3 separate regions of the Homo sapiens genome follow, and all the other regions are linked to region 2. A link is a loop called in an ENCODE intact Hi-C map of the cell type or tissue named here. Cell type or tissue: PC-3. All regions are shown on one strand.

What was found. A loop is a pair of places that touch in the nucleus more often than their neighbours do. Peaks named below come from ENCODE experiments on the same cell type or tissue, not always from the same donor. Only the 100,000 strongest peaks of a DNase experiment are listed, where the experiment ranks them.
Region 1: a loop joins it to region 2, with 5 times the contacts of the local background. A loop is called at or near these places in 14 of 110 quality-filtered maps.
Region 3: it touches region 2 in a loop (5-fold over the local background); 4 of 110 quality-filtered maps call a loop at or near these places.

Annotation. Positions count from the first base shown.
Region 1 is chr11:11,027,275-11,029,774 of GRCh38, reverse strand. No RefSeq gene overlaps it. Among named protein-coding and RNA genes, the nearest start is that of LINC02752, 87 kb to the left of the region's middle. In PC-3, a CTCF peak has its summit at 1,506 (motif pointing left); DNase peaks (open chromatin) are centred at 1,494 and 2,344; H3K27ac peaks cover 78 bases.
Region 2 is chr11:12,043,258-12,045,757 of GRCh38, reverse strand. All of the region lies in intron 1 of LINC02547 (long intergenic non-protein coding RNA 2547), which reads right to left. Among named protein-coding and RNA genes, the nearest start is that of LINC02547, 14 kb to the right of the region's middle. In PC-3, a CTCF peak has its summit at 1,334 (motif pointing right); a DNase peak (open chromatin) is centred at 1,527; H3K4me3 peaks cover 716 bases; H3K27ac peaks cover 2,278 bases.
Region 3 is chr11:12,158,828-12,161,327 of GRCh38, reverse strand. The region is part of intron 2 of MICAL2 (microtubule associated monooxygenase, calponin and LIM domain containing 2); the gene reads right to left. Among named protein-coding and RNA genes, the nearest start is that of MIR6124, 3.6 kb to the left of the region's middle. In PC-3, a CTCF peak has its summit at 1,551; a DNase peak (open chromatin) is centred at 1,497; H3K27ac peaks cover 1,284 bases.

The sequences.
Region 1 (2,500 bases), 1.0 Mb after region 2:
TATATTTGGAGGTAAAGGAATATAATGCCTACTTACTCTCAAATGGTTCAGGAAAAAAAACATTAATACTTAGAACAAATGATAATGCAAATAGGCCAAAATGCAAACTTGGTGAATCTGAGGGAAGGGTAAATGGGAATTCTTTGTACTATTGCAATTTTCTGTACATGTAAAATTGTATCAAAATTAAAATTTACCCCCCAAAATCTTTTTCCACCAGTAAAATTTTTTCTTAAGTGAAATTCCACCTGGAAGCCCAATGTGTCCAACAAATAAAATTGGAGTCATTTGAGTGAAATGGGGATGGTAGCTCCAGAGGTCTGCCCACAGATTCCCCTCCCACTGTCCACAGCTACATCTGAAGGGCAAGGCCATAGCAACTTAGCTGTTCACAACCAGTCCCTCTCCATCAGAGCATTGGATGTGCCTAGGGTGGCATCTCTGTCCTCACCCCTCTTCAGAGCCTCTTCCCTGATCACCTCTGCCCTCCACTTTCCTCTGAGTCACGCTCACTGTGCTAATCAGGCCTCTTCCTAATATTTATGCAAATATGTTAATTGCAGAGAATTCTCACACTGTCTGCTATTGCCTAGGGTCCATGACACTCAGAAACGTTCTTCGCCAATCACACAGGGCTTCCCAGTTGCTAGTCCCATTTCTGCTTCAGGCTGCAGCTGCCCACACCTGTATTACAGATGGACTTCAGAAGAAGGAGCTCTTCTTGAAGAAGTCAATGCACTATGCTGATCCCTGCTATCTCCTCTTGGCCCTGTAAAATACCTCTGGCAGCTGCAGTGGAACTCTTTGGCATTAAGCAAGGAAAAGATACTGTATTCATTCCTACTGCAACAAACTACCATTATTATGGTGACTTAAAACAACACAAATTTATTCTCTCACAGTTCTGGTAGTACATAGCCCAAAAACCAATTTCACTGGGCTAAAGTTGGGGTGTTGACAGTGCTAATTCCTTCCAGAGGCTTTGAAAGGAGAATCTGTTTCCTTGTTTCTTTCAGCGGCTGGTGCCTGTCTGTCTTCCTTGGCTTGTGGCCTCCTCCTCCATCTTCAAAGTTCATCAATTCAATCTCTGCTTCCACCATCATATCACCTTCTCCTCTTCTGTGGAATCTCCCTCTGCCTCTCTCCTATCAGGACACTCATGATTACCTTTAGGGTCCACTCAAAGAACCCAGAATAATCTCCCCGTTGCAAGCTGCTTAATCACAGCTGCAAAATACCCTTTGCCATATTATAAAGTAACATTCACAGGTTCTGGGGATTCAGAAGTAGATATTTTTAGGGGCTACTATTCAGCCTACCACAGAGACCTAAATTGATTGCTGCCCAACAGGTTTTCCCTGTTACTCAAATTCCCCAGCCTTTATGATGATTTGCTGTCTTTCATTTAATTATTCCCCCAGGTGCACTGATTTGAGTTCAGAGTAGCTCGTTTGTAACATACACTGCCTTCGTTTTGCTGCTCTGCCCTATTGTGCCCCCTGCCGGCAGGTGACACTACAGAGCTTGTACCCGCACAGCCCTCACCTCATACATGCCCATTGTCAAATGAATTGATGGATAGCCCTAGCCCTGGATGGAATCCCCTGAAAGCAACAGAAAGGGGGTTGAGCAAGAAGATCCTCCACTGTTTTCCAAGCCTCTAGCTGGGGCAGATTGAGGTCTCCCTGGGAGATCTCATCAGCAACAACCACACTCATAAATCAAAAAGGAACTGAGCCACAGTGCTCCTGGAGAATGAAAGGGAAAAAAGAACATTGGTTCATGTTTGGGCTGATTCTAAACTATATGGGAATGAAAGCTTTGGGGGTGATGAATTTCCCTTTAATGCTGTCACATCTGTAGTCCTGGAGGTTTAACCTCTGATTTTTGGCTGTAAAACCAACATTATTTCTGCAAAGTTGACACCAGATGCTGCCAGAGAGATATAGCTAAAGTGATAAAAATCTATTTAACAGATTTAGTGAAGCAAATACAAACTAATTAACAATTTTAGAATTGGGATTAAACACTAATTCTTTTAAACCATAAAAACTGAGATGAACAAAAGGAAAAAAAAATCTTCTCCCTCTGAATAACTCAAAGGAGCCATCTGTTTGTCATTGAGAAAATGGCCCAATTGATAAATTTTGAACAAATTCCTACTTTTTTTCTGGATTTGAATGCATTATGGACAGCCAGCCCAGAAAGAAGGCACATTACTCCCTGGCTAATGTGTCAATCTGGGCTTCCCTGAAGCTTCAGAAAACAAGCTATTTGTGTACTGACTCAGAAATAAGGAGGCAAAGACTAAAATGATATCTTTATGAATCATGCTTGAGGCATATGTTTTTGACCATTAGTAAGAAACGATGGCCTGAGGTTCCTTCTAGCTTTCTCATGCAGTAGCCATTGGTGAGACACAAATTCTTCATTAGCATCTCTCAACAAGGGCTGAGGAGCCTCTCTGCTGCCATTCTAAGACTTCCCAGAATGGCCAAAT
Region 2 (2,500 bases):
TTTATTTTTATGGTGTTTCTTTTTACCTTTTTTTTTTTTTTTTTTTTTGAGACAGGGTCTCACTCTGTCCCCTAGGCTGGAGTGCAGTGGCATAATCATGGCTCACTGCAGTCTTGAACTCCTGGGCTCCAGCAATCCTCCACCTCAGCCTCCTGAGTAGCTGGGACTACAGGGCACACCACCATGCCTGGCTAATTTTTATATTTTTTTGTGGAGACAGGGTCTTGTTAAGTTGCCTAGGCTAGTCTTGGACTCCTGACTCCAAATAATCTTCCCACTTCAGCCTCCCAAAGTGCTGGGATTACAGGCATGAGCCACCACACCTGTCCTTCTTATTTTTTATTTTTTTGAGACAGGGTCTCACTCCGTCACCCAGGTTGGAGTGCAGTTGTGTGATCACAGCTCACTGCAGCCTCATCTTCCTGGGCTCAAGTGATCACTACCTTAGCTTCCTGAGTAGCTGAACCTATAGGAGCGTGCCACCACACCTGGCTGATTGTTTTTTATCTTTTGTAACAACGGAATCTCCATATGTTACCTAAGCTAGTCTCCAACTCCCAGACCGAAGCGATCCTCCCATCTCAGCCTCCCAAAGTCCTGGGATTACAGGTGTGCACCATCACGCCCAGCCAGCCTGTGAGTTCTGACAGCAGCTGTGCTGGGTTCATTGTTGTCACTCCAATGTCTAGTGCACAGAGTAGGAGAGGGAGGGGACAGGCACAGGGATGTCTGAGGGCTTCCCACGCACCAGATGCTGTGTTAAGCCTCATCCATCTCGTTTTGTCCTCCCAGGAACCCTGTGCCAGGGATGGTGGCGTGGCAGCAAGGCGGAGAGTAGGAGGGCTCATTTAGGCCCCAGGCTACGGTCAGGGGTGAGGGGACAGGTAGAGTCCTCTCTGCTTTGTAGGCCTCCTGGGTTTCTAGACAAGAGGACACCACCCTCCTGCCACCACTTTGCATACTTCCTGGGTCACCGTCTTCCCAACTGGGGCTCAGCCATGGCCATTGTGAAATTTGTTCTGTCTCCTCTCAGACTCTGCCTCCCACTCCCATATCCAGACACGTTCCTGCTAGTGACAGCCACATGACCCTCCCAATAACCACACGCCCAGCCTGGCAGCCTTCCTGGGCCTCAGGAGTGTGGTAACTTTGGAGAAGGGCTTCTGACTCAGGCAGCTGAGCTTGCTGCCAGGTGGGGACTGGCTCTGGTCTCAGTGTATCTCTGGGCCCCTTCCCAATCCCAAAATGAAAGTCCCTCTTCAGGAGTGTAACCATCCAGGAACCAGCCCTCAGCTCAGCACTGGGTAGTGTCTGCTCATAAAAATGGCCACAAGGTGGCACTGTTCCCACAGCCATTCCCTTCCCCCACGGCAAGACCACGGGTCACACCTGCATCCAACAAAAATATTACAGCTTTTGGAAGAGGTTTTCCCTGGACTGGTTGGTGAATTTCATTCTCAGTCTTCAGCTGCCAAAGGTTGTTTAGACTCGGGAATTCTGCTATAAAAAATGGTCATCTCTGAGTGCACACTTAAAAGTCAAGCAGGTTATGACTCATTGTCAATCCCCCTGCAAAGGAATTCTGTCCTGAGAGGCCTCGTGCACGCCTGACACATACAAGAGGAATGCACACACGTTAAGCAGAAAGCACGTGGGTCTTCCGTGTGCAGACACGAAGGCCGGGAAGAATGGCCCTACAGGTGATCTAGCCGTGTTCTGGTTTTCTTTTTTTGTTTTAGCCTTAGGATTTTTATTTAGGAAAAACAACAAAACAAAACAGAAGCCACTGCCCTGACTATGGAGTAGCCATTCTTTTATTTTCTTACTTTGTTAATAAACTTACTTTCACTTTAAAAGAAAAAGAAAACCAAAAAGACCTCACATAGAAGCCAAATAAGTAAAATGAGGGTAAAATTTGAAAAATATATGGTGGTTCTGGTTGCAGATGTGGGGATAAAAGAATCTCTTCCCAGTGAAGAATTTTCTAGAGCAGAATTTGAAATGTATCCATCTAGTCTCACTGGCTTATTTTATAGGAGAATAAACTGAGACTCAGAGAGGAAAATGACTTGTTCAAGATCACATACTACTTTGGAATGTTTTCATTTTAAATGAAAGTCTCAAAAGGCAGGTATTTTCACTGAGAAACAAAAACAGTTTTTATTTTCTCTGACATATGTCCAGATGCTCTTCAAGTTACGGTGACCCGGGGCACAGGAAGAGTACTGCCTGACACTTCTACACAGCTCTGTTCATTTCAAATGCTTTCAGCATCTGTTGCCCTGTCTGGCCCTCACAATACCCCTTAGAGTTTGGCAGGGCAAATGGATACCCCATTTGTCTGAGGCGAGACCAAGGCACAGAGACGGAACTGGGCTTGCTTTAGGACACAAAGTGAGTGAGTGTCACTAAAAAATAAAATAAAAGACTAGCATCCAGGACTCCAGCAGCAATCCTACACAATCGTCTAGAGTTAAGTTTATGCTATGTCAGGGGGGAA
Region 3 (2,500 bases), 120 kb before region 2:
CATGGAAGGGAAAAATGCGATGGGTGCTCATTCACATCCCAAAAATAGCTTGCCTGGGCTTTGGCCATGGTCCTTTCTGCACCATTCTAACCTCAGACATTTCTTAGGAAAGTCATTTAAGTTTCAAAGGAACAAAAATAAAGTAGAGCTGATTTTCCAAAGCACTAGCTGTTTTTCCAGAATCCAAAGCTGGCACAAGAAAACAAATGTGGAGGAGCTGGGGCTGACCCAGCTGTCAGGAGGGCTGGAGGGGTCTCTGAGCAAGAGGGCACAGCAGACCGAGCTCCACCGATGAGGCCTGGTAAGAGGAGGTCAGCAGCACACAGAGCGCAGGCCTCACGGCAGCTCTGTGCTCCCCAGAGGGGCAGTGTTCATCGTGGACAAGTTGGAATTGTGGGACGGTTTTATAATACTAAAAGCAGAGAATGGTGTTTATCTTCCTCCTTAATCTCTTACTTATTCACTCAGCAACAATTACTGGTGCATTAGCAAGAGTCGGGCACCACTCAAGGGGCCGGGAATACGTAGGCTCAGGCCCCGCCCACAGGGGCAGATGGATTACAAGACCACAGGCAAGTGCTTGTGGAATATGAACCAAGGGCATGGAAGCCCAGAGCAGGCGGTGTCCAACAGAGCCTCGAGGAGTCCAGAGGGGCCACAAGAGAGAAATCTCAAGAAAGCTTCAATTTTAGGAATGAGATTTATTTTACTAGAAGACTGGGCAGTGGACATTCCAGGCCATGGAAATACCCACACAGGGATGTGAGTGTGGAAAGAGCGGGACAGTGGTGGAATGACAGCAAGTTCAAGGTTCAGGATTCGTGAGGAGGTGCGGTGGGGATGTCCAGCGCACGTGGTGGCAGGTGTCCCCTCCAGGCCAAGGAGGGGGACTGGCCTCTCCAGTGGGTGGTGAGGAGCAGAAGACAGAGGAGCAGGAAGAGACAAGTCTTTGGGAAGATGATAGGGCAGCAGTGGACTGGAGGAGGAGGCTGGAGGCAAGGAGGCAGCTAAGGGGCTGTCCAGGCAGCAATGAGAGGAGCCGGAAGAGAAGGGGGAAGAACAGCACATGCAAAGGAGCATAGGAGCCCACTGGGCACCACCTGCCAGGAGGAGCCTGCTGGGGCTGGCGAGGTCTCAGACACTGGATGCCCAGACTTGGGGGTGACAGGATCCCTGCAACTTTGTAGGGCCCTACCCGACCTTCCCTCTTTCCCGGAGAGCTTCCGAGGTGCCTGGCACTATGCTTGGCTTGAAGGGAGACTAGCACTCATTCCCTGCTCAGGCCTGGCCAGCTTCCCTGCCCTACCCAGGCTGGGTCCTCCATGAGGCCTTACCCAGTGACCCCGGTCTATGACACTCAGCAACTTCAGTAGACTGGGGAAGGGGGCTCTGTGCCCTGCCTGGTGCGACAAGCGTGGATTCCTTCACAGATCCTCTCTGGGCTCTGTGAGCGTCCACTGTGCTTACTTGGGCATGACTCACATAAACACTGCCTCCTACTATGTCTCCACTTTCCCCATGTGCAATGTTGCCACCCAGAGAGCATAAACAGAAGGAAGGACTCATTTGCTTTGCAGATCGTATTAACATTCTCAGTCTTTATCTATCTTTGGAACCACTTCTGTGCCCAGCATTGAACAAAGGCTGCAGTGGCTGGCCGAAAAACACAAGGCTATTTGAACTTGCCTGCTACACTACAGTCTTTTCTGAGGACAGGCAAGCAGTACAGAGAAAACTGTAAGGCTTCAGAGCTATTGCCTCACACAAGCCACTTCTGATTCTCAGTTCCCTTACTGTAACAGACAAATTATAATCTCATCCTTGCAGGGTAGCTGTGAAGGGCAAGAAACGTGGATGACGGCAGAGCCAGGTCCTGGCAGGCACTCAGTAGATGTGGTAACGCACACTGCATCTACCACAGGAGGCAGATTTGTACCTGGGGAAATGTACCAGTTTAGAAAATAGTCTTGTAAATCAGTTCTCCAAGTTGCCAGCTCCTCCTTGTCTAAAATTATGAACAGTTTAGAGGCATCAAGCCAGACAATAATTTACAAACTGGAAGAAGCTGTCTCCTCCGCACCCCAATCAATGGCCACCCCTCCTCCCCTAGAAGAAGAATGAACAACTTCGTCTTCGGGCTCCAGTGGAAAAAGAGCTAAAGGTGGTGCTGAGGGCTGGATAGGCGTGGGAGCTCCAGGAACCAGCCCTTATCTAGAGTGAGATAAGGGGAGGTGGAGGGAGATGGTTTGACAGGAGAAGATAAGCGCAGCTTGGATATGTAGCCCAGCAGCCTGTACCAGGCTCAGACTTGCCACCCTGGACCTAAACACCCATCTCACCCTTTACAACTGGCTTTCCAAGTTAGGTCACAGACCTTAAAAATGACTCTAACACCCATGGCGGGTAGCTTTCCTCGTGGGATTAACATCAGAATATTTAGAGTCAGGGTAACCTGAATGTGAATCTGCTCTCAACACTTGCTAGTTTTGTGACCCTAGGC